Linked DNA regions of Homo sapiens: region 1 is linked to region 2. The links are chromatin contacts, found by Hi-C or POLR2A ChIA-PET in ENCODE. All regions are on one chromosome and are shown on one strand. The core of a region is the stretch at or near the end of the contact, and the rest is flanking DNA. Distances in the headings are between cores, read along the strand shown. Region 1 holds the start of USP51 (ubiquitin specific peptidase 51). Region 2 holds the start of VCF2 (VCP nuclear cofactor family member 2).

Region 1 (3,064 bases), core at 512-3,011, 330 kb before region 2:
TAAAGGCGTGTCTAGCTCAATAACAACTGTTTTCAGAAACTTTTTGAAGCACTGTAACAATCCCACCTCCCAAATATTAAGTTGTTGATTACGAGTGGTTTTTAGGCCTTTATTAACTAACATTAATCTTCACAGCACATTCCTATGCATTTCCCGATGTGGACCTCAGGCAGGGACTCTGGCTTACTTGCTTTTGTGCCCAGTTTTGTTTGGCTGTATATTCATAGTGCCCAGTGCAGCAGTAGGTGCTCTTTACATATCTGCTGAATAAACCAATCTAGGTAGGGCTGGCATTCTCATGATTCTGATTTTGCACAGGAGAAAGCGAAGGCTCAGAAGACAGAAGTATTTATAAATTGTGCCCTGCCTCCCTGCCTGCATAAAGGGTGCAGGGCTGTCTCAGAGCAGCTGGGATCCAAGCCACAGGTGGCACAGCTAGCAAATGACTGACTCAGCATTTCCTTCTAGGGCTGCTAACCCAGAGTGGAGCAACTCTTTGCTTAGCTGTGGCTGAGAAAATGCCCTTCCCTAGGGGAGAAAAAGCACGTTTTCCTGCACAAGCCAGTCTATAATTCCAAAGCACTTTCCCTCCGGGTGCTAGTATGTGACTGAGATATGGTCGAATCTAAACCAAGTCACAAAATCAGTGATATCCATTGTGCGGAGGTATCCACTAGATGCCACTGCCAAGTTAAGAGAGCTGAATCCTAATCGTGAGGTTTTGAGGGGAGGTGTGTGACTTTCTCAGAGAGATTAAATGTAGCATTAAACATCCGCTGTAATAAACCGTAATTTTCTTGGGATTGGACCGGAAGGGCAACAAGCCCTGGAGATAGCTTTCCTCCGGGTTGTCGCCTTGGATGCCGGATCTGTCAAAGAAAAGGAAAAGTCTCCTGGCGTATGGACTTCAGGACACAAACAGTTGTATCTTGTGCTTCTCCCAGCACAATCTAGCGCTATAATGCACCTATGGCATCTTTGTTGAATACATGCTCCTGTATATGGACTGCCTAGGATGGATGATCGGGTGAACTGAGCCATAACTTTGAGAGAGCTTTGAAAGAGAAAGGCATTCTCTTCTCCTCTACTCTGCATCAGGAGTTGTTCTCTATGCTGATTTTCAGGAGCGGACTGAAAAAAGAGGTGTGACAGATAAAGCTCGCCAAAAAGGTCTTTTACTTGATATATACTATGACTCAGTGTTCACATTGGGCTAGGGTTATTATTTCAATTTCTCTTTAAAAATTGACACAACTAAGGCTCAGAGAAGTTAAGTGTTTTATCCGAGGTCACACAGCAAGCATGTGCCTGGGCTCAGGTCTCTCTGAGCCTGAGCCCTTGCTTATGCTTCCTCCCCTGCACATTCTGGGATAATCTCTCTCTCTTTCTCTCTCTCTCTCTCCCTCCCTCCCTCCGTCAACTCCCAGAGACCAGGCTCTGACAGGATCCTGAGGGATTCCTGCCAGAGGGTTGCCATCTCTGGAAGCCCCCACCCCCACGCCGGGTGAATCTTTTTTTCTGTGGAGTGCGGGCCTGGAGCTAGGTGAGGCCTGAGCCTCCATTTCAGGGGCTTTCTGTAGAATCTGTTGCTGCTGTTGCCTCCAGCAGAGTCTGTTTCAGGAAGAGGTTTGCCTGCCTGCGCGGGACAGCGGTGCCATTCATCACTGCAGGAGGGCAGAATCCGGGGTTGGGGGCCGCACGTCGAGAGGGGAGGGGCCAGGGGGCGGCCCCCTTGTGACCAGCCCTGAGGAGAGGTCAGGAGAGAAGGCTGGCTGAGGAGCGCCTGGACAGCAGCAGTTGCTGACGTTCTATATCACGCGCCTGGGGCCCAAGGTAACCCAGACCTTTAAACAAACTGCCGGGCTGGGGGTGTTGCGGGGGCAGGAGAGGGAAAAGGGAGCGGAGACTTCGGGGGTCGCGCGAGGATAGTGGTGGCCATAGAGGTGGCAAATGCGTGAAGGGAGGGAGTAGTAATCCGAATTCTAGGAGAAATCATAGGAATTGAAGTCGCAGAAGCAAGAAAAGGGGTGTGAGAGCACAAGCGCGAAAAAGCGTGAGAGGGCGCAAGAGCTGGGTGGACCGAAAGTGCGCTGAGGGGCAACGGCTTAGAGTGGAACACACCGGGTCACAGAAGTATAGGTTAGGTAGAAACAGAGGGACACTTTCTTCCTGTGAGTTCATTTTCCAAAAGTGCGTCCTTTCAGCCATTTTGGAGAGAAAATGTTGACCCAAGTGTTTTTTAGGATACAGGGAAAGAACGTCAGAGGAAGCTGCACCAAAGCGAGGCTGCGCAGGGCGCAAAAAAGCAGTCAGAGGGTGGCGCCTTTTTTAAAGAAGTTTCCATCCTTTCTGTCCTAAAGCTCAGGCCGTTCCCCACCCCCACCGCTCGCTAGCCTTCTGTTCCCAGTCCCCTGGCATGATCTGATCGCCTTTGAAGCAGGTAACCGCCTCGGTCTCCCCATCAGCTCCAGGGGCCTCTCAGTTGAGTGGGTGGAGCCGACAGAAGCCGCGGGCTGAGCTCAAGGGCCGATGGGAGGGGTCCTGGGGGCGCTAACTGCGCACCGCGGCCATGACGCTGGGCAGATCATTCACAGAAGTCTCTGTCTCCTTTCATCTACAGTCGCAGCTGTTTTCCAGACGCCTTGCTCCTCAGGTCGGGGAGTGATCTGATGGCCCAGGTTCGAGAAACTTCTTTGCCCTCCGGCTCTGGGGTCCGCTGGATCTCCGGAGGTGGGGGAGGAGCCTCTCCTGAGGAGGCGGTTGAGAAGGCGGGGAAAATGGAGGAGGCGGCGGCGGGGGCTACGAAGGCGTCTTCGAGACGTGAAGCCGAGGAGATGAAGCTGGAGCCATTACAAGAGCGTGAGCCCGCGCCGGAGGAGAACTTGACGTGGAGCAGCAGCGGCGGCGACGAGAAGGTGCTCCCTTCAATCCCCCTTCGCTGTCACAGCAGCTCCTCGCCCGTTTGCCCGCGCCGCAAGCCCCGCCCTCGGCCCCAGCCCCGGGCCCGCTCCCGCAGCCAGCCTGGGCTCTCGGCCCCACCCCCGCCTCCAGCCCGGCCCCCGCC
Region 2 (3,361 bases), core at 571-3,070:
CTCTTGAAAGCAAAATCCCTCATTTCTAACCATCTATTTGCCCACTTTGTAGACGATAGCATGATCCGATAGACATGGAGAACATGGTGATTCAAGTAAAAGGAATGATCATTACAAAAGCTTGTTCCTTGAGAATGTGGAAGGGCATGGGATCCAAGTGAAGGGTGTTAAGGAAAAAAAATTATTCATGGCATTTGTTAAAGAACGGTAAGGCAGACTTCATTCAGGACCATCAAGATAGGTGTAGGGACCACTGCTATGGGGTTTTGCAGTGAAGGGAGAGAAACTGGGTTCCACTCCAAATACAACAACGAAAAGTGGAAATTTATAGCCAAGGAGCAGGGTGGGGAGCAATGGACGGAAAATTACTAAGAGGAAACACCACGGGTAAGGGGGTATTGTGGCTAAATTGAACTAACAGGATTGTTGGTGAAGGTGGGCCAGGGTGACTAGACATCACCTGGGGGATGAGGAACCTAACTGAGATATTGATGATGGGAAATTCTAACTAAACTGACTTAGCAGGATTCTTGTTAAAATTGCACAATGCAGCGACAAACATGGCAGTCTAAAAGTCCCCTGTCCAGGGCTGTCTACTCCACAGCCTCGGCTGCAGGGTCACCTAGCCCCTAGCTGGGTTAGGCTTCCTTTATGGCATGATCTTTAGTTCTTGAATCAGCCACTTTCCACATCTTCCCTTCCATCCTCAGGGAATGCAGCCCCCTGTGAGATCACCTACTTAACAGCAAGAACCAGGATCAGCCTAAACTCTAGCACTCCCTTTGCCAACTTTTTAGATAATAAATACAGATAGAGGAACATGATAATTCAGGAGAAAGCATAACTGCAAAGGATGATCCCTTAAGAAGGTGGAAGGCATAGGATCCAGGTGAAGGGCCTGGTCTCAAGTAGGATCCTGTCTCTTCCTCCAGGGAAGCAGCCAAGATTATAAGTGCAGGTCTACTGCTGTTGGGAAGTGGTGTGAATTCTTCTCTGATTGCTTCTATTTTCTCAAGGGAATATCAGTGAATATCATGAGAAAATTGGGTGCTGGTGCTTGTGGAGGGATCTTGTAAGTAGACTAGACAGAGAAGGTACACTTGTGGAGGGTGTACATTGTTTGTCTACTTGGCGGCGGGGGGACTGCCAGGAGAGTAGGGAGGAGAGAGTTAATAGCTTTGGGTAAGCTGGCTAAGGAAGGTGAATGGTGAGGAACGCGGTTGTGGTTAGTGGAGAGGAGGCCTCCTTGAGGCTAAAGGCTGTGGATGCTGGGGCACTGGAAGAGGTAGCTGTTAGGACACGATCGGGTGCTGCCCGTTATGAGAATGGGGGATGCAAGAAATGGACATCGTGGAGGGGCGCGGTCTTTCCTGAGGCCCAGGGCATGACCGCGGGCAGAAGAGACTTAAGTGGGGGGAAGGAGACCCCCCCGAGGACGGAGAGGCGCCGGCCACGGCCTGGTCAGCCCCGGGGGCGCTGAGGTCGCCGAGGAGGATCAGCGGTGTGAGGGCTGCGAGGACAGGGCGTGTGCCACGTGAGAAGCGTGTTCAGAGGCTGGCTGGGTGGGAGGAGAATGTCCATGGGATTGGCACAGGTCTCGAACATGGGGCGGCTCGGGCAGTCGCGCAGCAGAGCCTGACCCTCAGCGGATCGTCCCTCAGGCGTCAGCTCCCAACTGCAGGGAAGGGAGCCTGCGGCGGACCCAGAGGAAACAGGAGCCGACCTCCCCGGGCTCCGATGCGCAGGCCCAGAGCCCGTCAATCCTTGGCCAGCCCCGCCCTCCGGGCTGCGTTTTTCCGGCGGCGCAGGAACTTCCTGCGCGGTTGCTATGGTTCCGAGGGCAGGACTATGGGAGGCTGCCCTGTACGGTAAGTTCGTCGGGGCCTTTCCGGCCGGTACCAGTCCGAGCTCTGGTCCCCACGGTCATCACGCTTTGCTTTCTCAGCCAAGATCTCGGGGCTCAGGGCGGAAACGCAGCGGATATGTATTTTCTTCCGGGGTTGGTGGCGCTCGGCTCTCATGACCTGCAGGTGACAGTGTTGGCCGGTGGCGCGGCCCTGCTTGCCTCGTGCCCCGCCCTTCGTGCTTGAAAAAAAATCCCGCGAAGCCTTCTCCGAAAGAACATGCTGGTTCTTTGGTTGTCAGTGCCTTACAAGCCCTGGAGGCGGGGGTGAGGTGGGGATGTGGTCCCTCGCGAAAACTCAGTCAGTGGACAATAGCATTCTGTTTTTCAAATTGGCATTTCCTCGGTGAGGCTGCTAGGTACCCTAGCAACTGGTATTTCTGTTTCTCTGATTGGTTTTGTCATCTTTCTCCACGTGTTACTGGGGTTCTATGGACCTTTATCAATGTATTCTTTCATTACAAACGTCTCTGAATCTCATGGTAGAAAACTTGGTTAGACTGTTAAAGCGTAATAAAGGAAACCAATCTTATCCACAGTCCGATCACCCAGCCGTGACCATTAATCATATTCTGTGATAAATTTCCTTAGATGTTTTTCATTCGTAAAGTTGCATTTTAAAAAATGAGATTAACATTGTTTCATGAACATTCCGCTTTTTAAACTCAGCTTCACACTTTGAAAAATCATTTTCATAGTATTACTCTGTTTTAAAAACAATGCAAACGTATTGTAAGCTGTTGAAAGTTTCAGTAAAACTTGAGCGCAAAATACTCAAATACTCAAAATACCATGATCAAAGACAAACATCACCATGCTCCCTAATGAAGGCAGAGCTGTGGCATGTGTTTGTTTCACTCTTTTATCCTGGCACCTGGAGGAGTGCCTAGCACTTAGTGGATGCTCAATAAACATTGTGAAATAAAATAATATTTACACCCGGTCATTTTTTCTTTATATATAATCAATCATTTCATAATGGAGTGTAATATAGGAGCAGTTTTCTACGTGATTTTTTATTTGGCATTTTGTACTCAGTACTCAGTCTCCTAGAGTCTCCTAGTACTCAGTCTCCTAGAGATGAGAATTGATTAAAGAGTAATGAAATTATAAAAATGAGTAAACTCAGCCATTCTTAGGAGTACCAAAAACTCAAAAGTAAGTCTCTAAGCAAATGTCTGGTTAATAATAGAGTGCTGTGAAAACTATGTCAAACGCTGCAATCTGATTACTTATTGACAAGGAACTTGAAACTGAAGATGTAATCTTACCAATCATTGAAAACAATTTTGAGAAAAGAATGTTTCAAGGAAGTAATCAGCCACAATCTCATGGTGACAATCTAGTGGAGTAACTATGTCATAATATTAGCTGGTATAGCAACAGTAAGTGCCTAACCACATTCAGCATACAAGAAATATCTCTTCAGTGTCGCTACACCACTGGCATAAGAACTTA

What was found. A loop is a pair of places that touch in the nucleus more often than their neighbours do. ChIA-PET counts read pairs that join two places held with the same protein, here RNA polymerase II (POLR2A). Pooled maps may share reads with other maps.
Region 1: a loop to region 2 is called in a pooled map, with 15 times the contacts of the local background. The contact joins the promoter of USP51 here to the promoter of VCF2 in region 2. A Hi-C loop is called at or near these places in 11 of 50 pooled maps. POLR2A ChIA-PET finds 5 or more read pairs at or near these places in 5 of 52 experiments (CD4-positive, alpha-beta memory T cell, WTC11, activated B cell and 2 more).

Annotation. Positions count from the first base shown.
Region 1 is chrX:55,488,545-55,491,608 of GRCh38, reverse strand. It overlaps USP51 (ubiquitin specific peptidase 51), which reads left to right and starts at 1,761. Exons shown (of 3, transcript NM_201286.4): 1 at 1,761-1,833; 2 at 2,244-2,440; 3 at 2,621-3,064. The coding sequence starts at 2,670. It overlaps LOC101928692 (a long non-coding RNA gene), which reads right to left and starts at 2,668. Exons shown (of 2, transcript XR_244468.5): 1 at 2,563-2,668; 2 at 96-1,744. RefSeq lists silencers at 1,569-1,678, 2,999-3,064 and enhancers at 2,069-2,168, 2,389-2,828, 2,346-3,064.
Region 2 is chrX:55,159,644-55,163,004 of GRCh38, reverse strand. VCF2 (VCP nuclear cofactor family member 2) reads left to right here and starts at 1,820. Exons shown (of 3, transcript NM_001166701.4): 1 at 1,820-1,868. The coding sequence starts at 1,849. RefSeq lists enhancers at 1,031-1,531, 1,532-2,032, 1,858-2,157.